Linked DNA regions of Homo sapiens: region 1 is linked to region 2. A link is a contact called in ENCODE Hi-C or POLR2A ChIA-PET data. All regions are on one chromosome and are shown on one strand. The core of a region is the stretch at or near the end of the contact, and the rest is flanking DNA. Distances in the headings are between cores, read along the strand shown. Region 1 has its middle 100 kb from the start of DPH5-DT. Region 2 overlaps CDC14A (cell division cycle 14A).

Region 1 (5,953 bases), core at 3,149-5,648, 710 kb after region 2:
GGCCCCGGTGTGTGATGTTTCCCTTCTTGTGTCCATGTGTTCTCTTTGTTCAATTCCCACCTATGAGTGAGAACATGCGGAGTTTGGTATTTGGTTTTTTGTCCTTGCAATAGTTTGCTCAGAATGATGGTTTCCAGCTTCATCCATGTCCCAACAAAGGGCATGAACTCATCCTTTTTTACGGCTGCATAGTATTCCATGGTGTATATGTGCCACATTTTCTTAATCCAGTCTATCATTGATGGACATTTGGGTTGGTTCCAAGTCTTTACTATTGTGAATAGTGCCACAATAAACATACGTGTGCATGTGTCTTTATAGTAGCATGTTTTATAATCCTTTGGATATATACCCAGTAATGGGATTGCTGGGTCAAATGGTACTTCTAGTTCTAGATCCCTGAGGAATCGCCACACTGACTTCCACAATGGTTGAACTAGTTTACAGTCCCACCAACAGTGTAAAAGTGTTCCTATTTCTCCACATCCTCTCCAGCACCTGTTGTTTCCTGACTTTTTAATGATCACCATTCTAACTGGTGTGAGATGGTATCTCATTGTGGTTGTGATTTGCAAAAAATTTGAACTTCTAAGAAACTGTAGTGGAGAACTAATAAACAGACTACTAGAAACGAGACAATAGAGAGACTCTTTTTTCAGTAGCATTGAGAAAACTAAGGGGCTGAGCCAGAACGCAGACAGGTTTTTCAGGTAGTGCTAATAGTTGCAAAACAATTCCAAATAATGAATTGCTTATACTACACTATAATAACTTGCTCATGTTCACTGAGCTGGGGATGTTCCCAGACCAGTGGAAGGAGCAGAGGTGTTCTTAACCAACTGGGAAGTCTGCACAGTAATAGCCCCCAATGCTTAGCTTCTACTCTGTCATGTTCCCCTGAGTTATCTCCAGACCTGTATTTCTAGTCATGGGTTGCATGTTGCATAGTACTTCTTGGGTGGGGGGGTCCCACAAGCACCTCAAAAACAACCTGTGTAGAACAGAATTTGTCATCTTTGCCACAAGACCTTTTCCTATTTTCCCTCTCCTAGTTATGGCACCACCATCCACAAACAACCAAGCAAGAAACCGAGATATTCATTATACCTTCCATCTTACCATCCGCATCCAACCTTTTACCCTCTCCTCTTGACGTGACTTTTAAAATTTCTCAAATCCATTTACTTCTCTTCATCCTCACTGCCTCTACTTTTACGTGAAAGCTACACTTGTCTCTGAGCAATAACAGGTCCTAACTGTAACAGGTCCTAACAATAACAGGTCCTAACTGGTTTCCCTTCAATCTTACCTCACCCTCATTCATTCGCCATACTGCAGCCAGGGTGATATTTCCAAAGTTCAATTACGTTACTACTCCTGTTTAAGACCTACAGTGATTGCCTATTACCCTCAGGATAAAGCAGTTGGTGAATATTTGCAGAGTGAATGAACAACATTTATCTTTTCAAATCATCAGAATAACTTTAAGGTTGGACATTATTCCATTTTTCAGGTAAGGGCACTAAGGCTAAAAGAGCTTTAAGAACTTACCCCACAGTTAAATGGCCAGGTTTGTCTGACTTCTGAAGCTGTACCCTTTCTATGTCACACTGCCTGTCTTTTCTATTCAAAGATGGCCTTTTCATGCAGACGGTGAAGAAAGACTGCTGATTGCATAGTGGATTTCTGTCAGTCATGCAGAAGTAAATAATCTCTGATTCCAATAATGTTGTAGCAATTGCTTTACAAAATTATCTTGCACTGCAGCAAAACTGTAATTAACCAGAATCTTCAATTAAACAGAGTTTGTTTTAAGAGCATTCGGAGGAAAGACATTGCAAAGTTTAAGGCAAAATAGCCATATTACCACCAAACACAAGCTGATGGGATTTTTTTTTTTTTGAGACAAGGTCTCACTCTGTTGCCCAGGCTGGAGCACAATGGTACAAACACAGCTCACTGCAGCCTTGACTTCCCAGGCTCAAGCAAACCTCCTGTCTCAGTCTCCTGAGTAGCTGGAACTACAGGCATGTACCACCACACCTGGCTACTTTTTAAATTTTTTGTAGAGATGGGGTCTCACCATGTTGCCCAGGCTGGTCTCAAACTCCTGGCCTCAAGCCATCTTCCTGACTCAGCCTCGCAAAAATGCTGGGATTACAGGCATGACCCACCATACCCAGCCCACAAAGGATTTTTAAGAGATGTTTCCAAGGTATAACTTTGAATTTTTACACATTGAGCTCCATGGTTTATATTGTCTTCTATGGCATGTATAATAATATTAAATAGAGCTTGTATCAGAATAGTGCCTGGCACATAGTAGGTGCTCAGTAAATATGTGAATAAATGAATAAATTAAGGAATGAGAAAAGCAAAAGCCTCAGCAATTTAAGATCCAGGATAATTTTCTTATTTATGGTTGTCATATTCTTCCTATGAAGGGAAGATAGTAAATGAATATATTTTAGCTAGGTTTTTCACTATGTAGGTCAAAACAACAAAAGAAGAGTGTTCTTATCCTTGCTAAACTAGACAATTCATTCAATCAAAACAACTTATTTCCCAAATATACTGGTAAAATATGCATATTAGCCTAGTTTTTAAAGTTTCTATTGAAGTTTAACATATACTTGTATTTATATTTAACTATAGATTTGGCCACATTGAGAAAGAAGATCGACAAAGTTGGTTGAAATGGAAGTTTTGAGCTTATTTGTAAATTATAAATATTAGAATTATCCCAGTCTACATTAAGATTTCAGATTCCCGGCCCAGCGCGGTGGCTCACGTCTGTAATCCCAGTACTTTGGGAGGCCGAGGCGGGCAGATCACGAGGTCAGGAGATCGAGACCATCCTGGCCAACCAACATGGTGAAACCCCGTCTCTACTAAAAATACAAAAATTTAGCTGGGTGTAGTGGCACACACCTGTAGTCCCAGCTACTCGGGAGGCTGAGGCAAGAGAATCGCTTGAACCCAGGAGGCAGAGGTTGCAGTGAGCTGAGATTGTACCACTGCACTCCAGCCCAGGTAACAGAGCGAGACTCTGTCTCAACAACAACAACAAAAAGATTTCAGATTCCCTCTGGGTCATCTTTTTCTTAACCCTCTTCACAGTAATATACTGTGGAGTTACCTAACGTATCATAATTTTAATCAAGTTTAATTTATTATCATATTTGTTATATCAAAACAAAAGTAGAATACTCATTTTTGGAGTGAAATGTACATTTTTACTCAGGGAAAAGGTACCACTGGAATTGTATAGATCGCATCCTATACTTCTAGGTCTTTATTTTCATAATAAAAATTACATTTCTAATATTGTTTTCAATATTTTAATAAATAAAGCTCTAATATGAAGAATTTAAAGATGCACAACTGAAGGAAATTAAATCTTACCTCTCCTTCAAAAAAATCAAATCATTATTTGTATTACTGTTTATAATGTCTGATCTGCTTTTGGGCCATGCTGTAAACAGGGCCAGAAAATGGGGGGGGGCGGGGATGGAAATCAAGCTTGAGTTTCCATTGCAATGAAATTATGATTTGGTTATGATACACTGACAATTTGTGTCATCTGTTTTTTTTTCCTCTTTCACCCAGGCTGGAGTGCAATGGCATGGTCTTAGCTCACTGCAACCACCGCCTCCCAGGTTCAAGCGATTCTCCTGCCTCAGCCTCCAGAGTAGCTGGGACTACAGGCGCGTGCCACCACACCTGGCTAATTTTTGTATTTTTAGTAGAGATGAGGTTTCACTATGCTGGCCAGGCTTGTCTCGAACTCCTGACCTCGTGATCCGCATGCCTCAGCCTCACAAAGTGCTGGGATTACAGGTGTGAGCCACTGTGCCCAGTCCAGTTTGTATCATGTTTAGTTACATCCTCACTGTTTATGAATGTAGGTCTAATATCCCACTGCTTCTAAAGGAATCCGTATGGGAAATTTATATTTATTAGCAATCTCAAGGGTTTCTGATGGAAATGAATCGCATCCTGAGACATGGATGAGATTATTTTAGTACTAGAAGTTTTGATACATTTAATACAAAGTTGTTTTCTACCATGGCATAATATTGAAAAATTTGAAAAATCCTGGGGTGGGTTAACAATTATGTTAATATTAAAGATTATAGATTTTTCAGAACCCCTTTTTGACAAGACTTGGGCTTCTGGAGACTGCGATTACAACTGTTTGCATATCTATCTGGCTGGGGAAGCACAAAGTCACACTATTTTTTGTTTGGGGAACCTTCTCTGATTCTTGAATCACATAAAGAATAGCCACAGTAAGCCTGGTGTAGAAACACATCTTCACAACAGGTTTTAGAAGAGGAGGAAGTGCTGCATGCATTGTGCATCTATGCAAATTCACATGACTCTGTGTGGGGGCACTTTATGCAGGAGAATCCATCTAGCGTTGCTTTCCTCCCTGAGTCTCTGAGGGTTGGGCTTCCTTCCTGCTGTAAAGTGGGGTGGGAATCTCTCTGAAACCACTCTATTTCCCTGCCTTGTTTTTTAACTCCCTGTGAGCTATGCACTAGATCAAGCTCATTCTCTTTGTTGACACGCTCAGCTTTGCCTTCTCATGCATCTGACTTCAATGTTTTTCATAGTCTTCAAATGAACTTTGTATGAAACAGAGCAGCTGTCTGTAACAGATAACAGCAAAGCACCCAGGTCATAGACCAGTGTGGTCAGCCGCCCCTTCCTAAGCTGCAGTCTGCTTCTTTGAGGATTACCTGAATTCTCAACTGCCAGAGTTCAAGAAAATCTGATCATGGTTTGATTCCAGGAGAGAGAGAAAAAAATCAGTTTAAAATTCAGAGTATTAATGTAATCATTTATGAAAAAAAGAAACCTTTAAAAGTCTGTTTCAGAGAGTTTAAAGAGGGAAAGAAGCAGGAAGGAAATCCCCTCAACAGTTTTATTTAGAAAAAATAAAATTATGTCTATGCCACCTCCATGCTGACAAAAATAATGCAGAAGAAGGACTTGGTGAACACATTTTTAATTAGATCACTGATGTTCACAGGATCAGGTACAAGAGCACTGGACATAGTCTACTTGATTTATACTCATTACTGCATACTTAAAAGAATTTCACACACTGTGCTGCTCCTTCTCAGGCAGCTTAGTGGTTATTGTGGATCATGAACCACACCTTTTTCATCAGATAAAACTAAAATGTGATGATGAGGGGAGAAAAAGCCCTATGTTCATTAGCCAGTGCTTATAAAAATATACAAGACATCAGATATCTGAGATGAAAATCTATTTATTAGACTTTTCATTAAGTTTGTGGCAACACTTTAAACAGTAATATTGCTTATCAAGTCACCTTTTATTGGGCTAAAACCTCCTGCAGCATCTAAGCTGAAAGAAGTCTTCACTGATTCATGCTTACATTTGAGTTTTTAAAACAGCACCTCTTCAGGTAAATTACTTTGACAGTTATTTTGCATACACCAATAAAACTTCACTTGTGCAGTGGACAATCTACATTAACATATTTGATGGTCCTCCAAATTCCCAAAGTCCTTTTTCTTTTCTTTAAAAAAACTTTTTTTATTTCCATAGTTTTTGGGGAACGGGTGGTGTTTGGTTGCATGGAAAAGTTCTTTAGTGGTGATTTCTGAGATTTTAGTACACCTATCACTTGAGCAGTGTACACTGTACCCAATGTGTATTCTTTTATCCCTCATCCCCTCCCACCCTTCCCCCTCAGTCCCCAAAGTCCATTATATCATTCTTACATCTTTGTATCCTCATAGCTTAGCTCCCACTTATAATTGAGAACATATGATGTTTGGTGTTTGGTTTTCCAATCGTGAGTTACTTCACTTAGAATGATGATCTCCAATTCCATCCAGGTTGCTGCAAATGCCATTATTTCATTCCTTTTTATGGCTGAGTAGCATTCCATGGTGTGTGTGTGTGTGTGTGTGTG
Region 2 (6,266 bases), core at 152-2,651:
TGAAAAGGCTTCTTAAAATTTTAATTTTAAAAACAATTCTATGTACAGTTCCTTAAGTATATACTCTAGTTACTAAAATAAATACATTGGGTTGCTGGTCTACCACCTTCTCTCTTCGAGGAGATCACAGACTGCCTAAAGTTGCCATAAGTACATGGGAAGCAACCCCCACAAGTTTGGTTCCATCCCTGGCAAGTTTGGTAGGCTTCCTCCTGTTATTCCCAGAAAGTTTATGATCTTTCTTGTTCACTTTTCTCCTCAATTACTTTCCTTCCAGTGACAGCAAGAAAATTTCCTCTCATATTTGCCCTGCTTTCCACTGCCTCAGATTTGAAATCAGCTGTAATCACAATGCCAAATACTGAGGAAAGTTATGCATTTTGAAGCAGAATTGTATATAATTAAGTACCAATCAAAACATTAGAAATAATTCAGGGTTCACTTTAAAGCCATTATAGATGTATTCCTTGATTTCTTCAAGTTTTTCTAATTTAGCTTTCCCTCAAGTATTAGCATTGAGGGAAGATAATTAACTTAAGAAACTAACACACTTACTTAATTATTTTAGTTTTAATTTTGAAAATAGTGTCTTCTACTACATTTTATTTTAGATATATGATTTTAATGATAATAGTGAATATATTATCATGTTTGGACTAGCTTAGGAAACTTAAAATCCTAAGATTTTGTCTTTGGGAAAATATTTCCAGAAGTCAAAATATTATCCTTGGCAAGGCACAATGGCTCATGCCTGTAATCCCAACACTTTGGAAGGCCAAGGCGGTAGGATTGCCTGAGCCCAGGAGTTCGAGACCAGCGTGGGCAACATAGTAGACCCCATCTCTACTTTAAACAACAACAACAGAAAACAAAACAAAACAAAAAACCGCATATTATCTTTTACAGATAAATGTTTGGAGTATAATGTATTTGCAATTTAAAGACTTTCTATAATTGCTAACAGGTGTTAAGAGGATTTAAACATCCAGTCCTGGTCTGTTACAGTGGATCTGCGTCACCATCTTCATTACAAAGTTATGGTTCCTTGCCTTGTAAACTTGATCCAATTCAGTCCTGGGTTTAAATAACATACTTTTTTTTCATTTTCTTTCTTCATTTGGAAAGTTTTATGAAATGAAGCTCATGATATACCCAGAAGTAAGCAGTGAAACTCAGCACCAGGAGTTTTTAACATGAAACCATTCAGTTTGGGAGTATGTATTATTCAAGTGATATTCTGGAGTGAGTCTGTTTTTGCGTTTTATATAAGGACTACCTTTTGATGATGAATGATAAATGTTCTACAGGGTTATATTTAGCTGCATGTTGTAACATAACAGTATTTTGCTCAGCTTGCGTAAGACTAAGGGACTGAGGTTATTTTGGGGCGACACATTTTCTCCTTTCCCCCATTAACGTGTCCTTTTAGGTTTCTGTGTGTTAAGAACATTGGCTTGGTGTTTCCTTTGTTTGCTTTATAAGGGGTTGGACTAGTTTACTGTCACACAACCAGCTCAGTGAGGTCTATGCTGGTACATGAACTCACCTCAGGCAGAAGAGAAGCATTGTGTCACTGAGACAATGCTAGCAAGAGATGTGCATTTGTGCTGGCTGTAGCTGTCAGTTCTGGAAGGATATCTTTTTAGGCTGATTATGAAAATTCTGGTTGTAATCAAATTAGATGGGAAGACACACATGGCTAATATTGTCTGCCATTCTCCCTAAATTGCCCATCAAAAAGCTCCCACTGGTTTCACTCTAATTATACCCATGAGAGGGGTGAGAGAGTATTTCTATTCTAAACGAATTGTCAAATAAATAAAGTCTGCTGTTTGTTGACTGTATGTTAAATCCCAGCTTCAAATTAAACTGTAAAGAGATGTCACATGAGGGTATTTCAGAGCAAACAGCACCTCAAACAAAAAACATACTCATTTCTAGACCTCATTCTCATGAGGATTCAAATACTGAAAATTGTTAAGTATTTTTAGGGTAGAAATAAGTGATGTCTATAGAGACCTGATGTCAGGTTCTGCTTAACTTCTATGATTAGCCTTGCCTCCATATTTGTTAAGCAGGTATATTGTCTTATGCTTTGCTGACTTCATAATCTGTGATTTATAATGGACTCAAAACTTGAAGAACAGGAAGAATGACTTTATTTTACAACATGTTCAACCAAAGACTGTAGGAAACAAAAGACATTCATTCTTACTCTGTTTTAATTAGACTATTTAGCATGATAGATTTAAAATAGACTGAATATAATACAAGTTTTAAATACAGTTGTGTTTCTGATTTGTAATCAGACTGACTTTCCTAATTCATATGTGATTAACATTGAATATTTCTATTTCCACAAGCAATTAGAACAAAGTGGAATTGTTTATGCATTTGAGAAATGTATAACTTTTTCCTATTTTTAAAAAATTATAAAGTTGAATGTAGATATTGTTTTCTGAGTCACTGGATATAATGGGAGGAAATGATTAAGAAAATAATGTTGCTAAAAATAACAAAATTAAACAATTTGTTTGTGTTTGTGTATCACAATTAATGCTGTCTTTAGGAAAAAACAGTTTATAAATTAAGTGCCCTGACATTTAAGAAGTCTGAGAACCAAGTTTTGGGAGCCAAGGAAGAGACTTTAAAAGTTTTATGTTTCAGCTTTTTGCAGAGTTTTTTGCCTTGCAGTGCATTTTTATGATGGACTTCTGTTTCTATGCTGGACTTCTTTTCATGGACTTGTGTGGTTCATTCTTTGCAGGTAACTGGTGAGTGCTTTCCTTTCCTAAAAACAAATCCAACTTGGGAATCTAATTCTTTTGTTCATGAGACATTCAAATAGAAAAAATGAATACAGTGCTAGTAACAGTAACTCGCTTCTTATTTCATGTACTTTGTTGCAGAAAGACATGGCCCACCTCAGGGATCTTCTGATATTTTGATAATGGGTTTGGTAAAGCAGGGACCAGTGGCATTTATTTTATGGATGTTGATACTAAGGCATCAGGAGACTAGGGAGGCTGTTTAAAGAGGCAGAACTGAGAGTAGGATCAACATCTGTACTCTATAATCAGAGGGTTGAACTAAATCATGGTCTTATTAGGGACATTTACAACCTCATATTCTGATGTTTGTATACATAGACGGGCTTTAGGGTGAAGGTGTGAGAAATAATAACAGTGTGGGTCCAGATTCACCCAGAGACAGATGGTGGAAAGGAAAAAAAACATTTTGGGACCAAAGTTTATCTCCTTTTTGTTGTCCCTTGCTGTAGAAGAGCTATGTGCTAGATATAATTTTGAGCACTTTACATACATTATTAATTCATTTATTCTTCCCGACAAACAACCTTATGTGATAGTTACAATTATTATCCTCAGTTTATACCTAAGGCAATGGAAGCATAGAGGGTTAGTTTCATGCCACTAATGGGGAAAGAACCTGTGTCTATGTCATGCTTCCCCTCGTATAAAACGCCCACTATTTGTGCAATCGTCCATCATTTTTTGAGTGTGTGCTACATGCCAGGCATAGTGTTGAGTCCTGCAGATAAAAAAGAGATGGAAACCTTGCTGTCATTAGTCTTACAGCCTACTTGGGGAGACAGGCTCAATCAAATAACCACAGAAACAAACTGGTATACGAATTTGAAGGAGAAGGCAGAGAGCTTTGAGAACATAAGGCAGGGGCCTGATCTTATTGGGTTGCCAAAAAGACTGTCTCACTTTAGAGCTGTGATCCCAAGGAAACGGAGGAGGTGGCATCTAAACACTGCGATGATGCAAGGTAGGCTCAGGTTGAGTCTGGTCACTTCATAGGCCATTCCCAGCCCCCTTTAGAGTCCTTGAAGTCAGTGTCTTTAAGCTCCATAATGGAGATTTCAGACTATCTCTGTGCCCTCGTATATGTGCAGGTTCCTGTGCAAATTGTAAGCGTTAAGTAAATATATATGCTGATTGAATTACAGTCATCTGTGGTGATTTGTGCTCTGTTCCACCTCCTGCTGGCTGCGTTGTATCCCATGTTGGAAGTGGCTGAGTGTGGCTTCAGAATAGACACAGAGGAAGTGGGAGAGTGAATATTTGGATGAGGGAGTATGCCTTGACTAAATACTTTCTATAAGCAAATACAAATCATATGACCTAGAGCTTTTATTTTTTAAAATCAGTCTATTGCTTTCTCTTGAAGCACATCATTGGTGAATTGACTCTATTTGGCTTGATGCTTTCATACAACTGGGCTGAGAAAGTTCATTTTACCCCTCTTTTGGGCATTCCCACTATAGTTGTAGTGATATAGTCTTTTAAAATCTCATTCACCAATTATTAATTAAGCTGAATTAACCCTTTTGGGTAGATGCATTCTTATCCTTATATGTTTAAAGTAGCTGTTCATTAAACATAGGTTTTTTGCTGAGCATCTATCTGACAGGAGGCATCTGAAGGTTTATAAAGGTATGGGAAGCTTGGTTACTTGAGCTCCAGAAGCTTTCCACTTTAGTCTAAAGGAAACTAATTACAAAAGAGCTGTGAGGGGCCCATCAGGATGTGCTTATGAGTTTCTATGAGGGAGCCAGACTGACTGTGTGACCTTGAGCAACTAATTCTCAGTGCTTTTCCTGTAAAATGAAAATGGGAATAATAATGGAACCTAACTCGGGGTGATGTGAGGATTAATGAACCAAGTTATGTACAATGCCTAGAAGAGTGCCTGGCACATGGTATATACTGTTAACTTTTTGTTTTTATTGTTGTCATTATTGTGATCATTATCACCTATAGTTGAGTGTCATATTCTGGAGTCTAAAGGGTAAGGGAAAAGGTTCTGAGTTGGAGAAGAAAGGCATCATGGGACATAGTATTTGAGTTTAGGTCTAATGAAATATAGGTCTAATAGGTAGAAATGGTGAGGAAAGTATTCCAGAAAAACAACAACAACCTCAAATACCAGAGATATCAGGTATGTTTAGGGAAGGGTGAGGAGTCCAGGCTAGCGGGTAGGGTTCATTTGAGGAAAAATGACAAATTTACCTGAAAAGGCAGGCTGGGACGATATCTTGGTGAAGGGTTGGCAGTCTGGACTGGGCTTTTTGAGCAGGGTTGAGACTTTCCGAGCCCTGCTCTGGAACTACTGGAGTAGGCAGGAGGTGGAGGCAGAGAGAAATGGTGTTAGTCCTAGAGTACGGTGATAAGGGTTTGGATAAGGGTTTGAAATAACGTGATGATGATTGTCATGGAAGAAAGGTCCAGGTAGTTCACTGCGGAACTAATGAAATTTAAGACTCAGGGCCTTTTCTTGCTTAGTTCCGTCTCTCAAGCTGTTGAAGGGAAAATTTTTTGTAAAATATGAAAAGATGTTTGTATCCTCCGTCTTTGCTCCCCAAATGATGTGTTTCAGGCTCCCAAACCTGGATCTACCCCATAATTGAAAGAGACTGTGGATGGCCAGGAGTGGTAGCTCACGCCTGTAATCCCAGCACTTTGGGAGGCTGAGGCGGGTGGATCACTTGAAGCCAGGAGTTTGAGACCAGCCTGGCCAACATGGTGAAGGCCTGTCTCTACGAAAAATACAAAAAAGTAGCTGAATGTGGTGGTGTGTACCTGTAGTCCTAGCTACTTGGGAGGCTGAGGTGGGAGGATGGCTTGAGCCTTGGGGGTGGAGGTTGTAGTGAGCTGAGATTGTGCCACTGCACTCCAGCCTGTGTGACAGAGCCAGAACCTGTCTAAAATAAAATAAATAAAAAGAGAGAGACTGACTGTGACTGTGAAGAGATAATCAGTCTGGGTATTGACTTGATGTGGCTATCACGTGATGGAGAGGCCAAGGTCAAAGATGACTTTTGAGATTCTGGGTCTGGCTGACTGGGAGGAACCCCTCATGAGAAAGGGGGATGTTGGGAGCAGCCAGTTAGGGTGCGGTAGTTTCAAGCCAAGTGAGTGCTCTGCACTGGTTAGCTTCACCAGTAAAAGAAACATTTTCTTCTTATATCTGCCCACCCCCATCCTCAATTGCAGTTTTGCAAGCATGATAATTGTAAGTTACACAGTGCTAAGGAAAGGACTCAGCATTTCTGCTGATTAATGGGCTTCAGCCCAAAGCACACATCATAGTGATGTCTTTGTAATGTCCACAGTTAGTATTCTGTGTATTCTAAACCTAGTTGTCTGAAACTTGTAAATGGAGTCTCTCCTTTTTTGGCATAAGTCTTCCACATTTGGTAAATCATAGTGCTTTAAGACTATTTTAAAGTTGTAACATCA

Evidence for each region. Hi-C counts contacts between places; a loop is a spot of excess contacts on that map. ChIA-PET counts read pairs that join two places held with the same protein, here RNA polymerase II (POLR2A).
Region 1: a map of ovary shows a loop between it and region 2 (14-fold over the local background). The contact joins two enhancer-like sites. A Hi-C loop is called at or near these places in 1 of 168 maps with a recorded cell type or tissue (ovary). POLR2A ChIA-PET finds 5 or more read pairs at or near these places in 2 of 52 experiments (activated CD4-positive, alpha-beta T cell and activated T-cell).

Annotation. Positions count from the first base shown.
Region 1 is chr1:101,123,938-101,129,890 of GRCh38, forward strand. No RefSeq gene overlaps it. Among named protein-coding and RNA genes, the nearest start is that of DPH5-DT, 100 kb to the left of the region's middle. RefSeq lists enhancers at 3,639-3,738, 4,157-4,206. Within about 2 kb of position 4,399, at least 5 of the 41 ENCODE cell types and tissues checked have a DNase peak (open chromatin) inside an H3K27ac peak, as active enhancers do.
Region 2 is chr1:100,413,455-100,419,720 of GRCh38, forward strand. All of the region lies in intron 4 of CDC14A (cell division cycle 14A), which reads left to right. LOC105379827 (a long non-coding RNA gene) reads right to left here. Exons shown (of 3, transcript XR_007066254.1): 2 at 1-5,136. Among named protein-coding and RNA genes, the nearest start is that of CDC14A, 64 kb to the left of the region's middle. Within about 2 kb of position 1,402, at least 5 of the 41 ENCODE cell types and tissues checked have a DNase peak (open chromatin) inside an H3K27ac peak, as active enhancers do.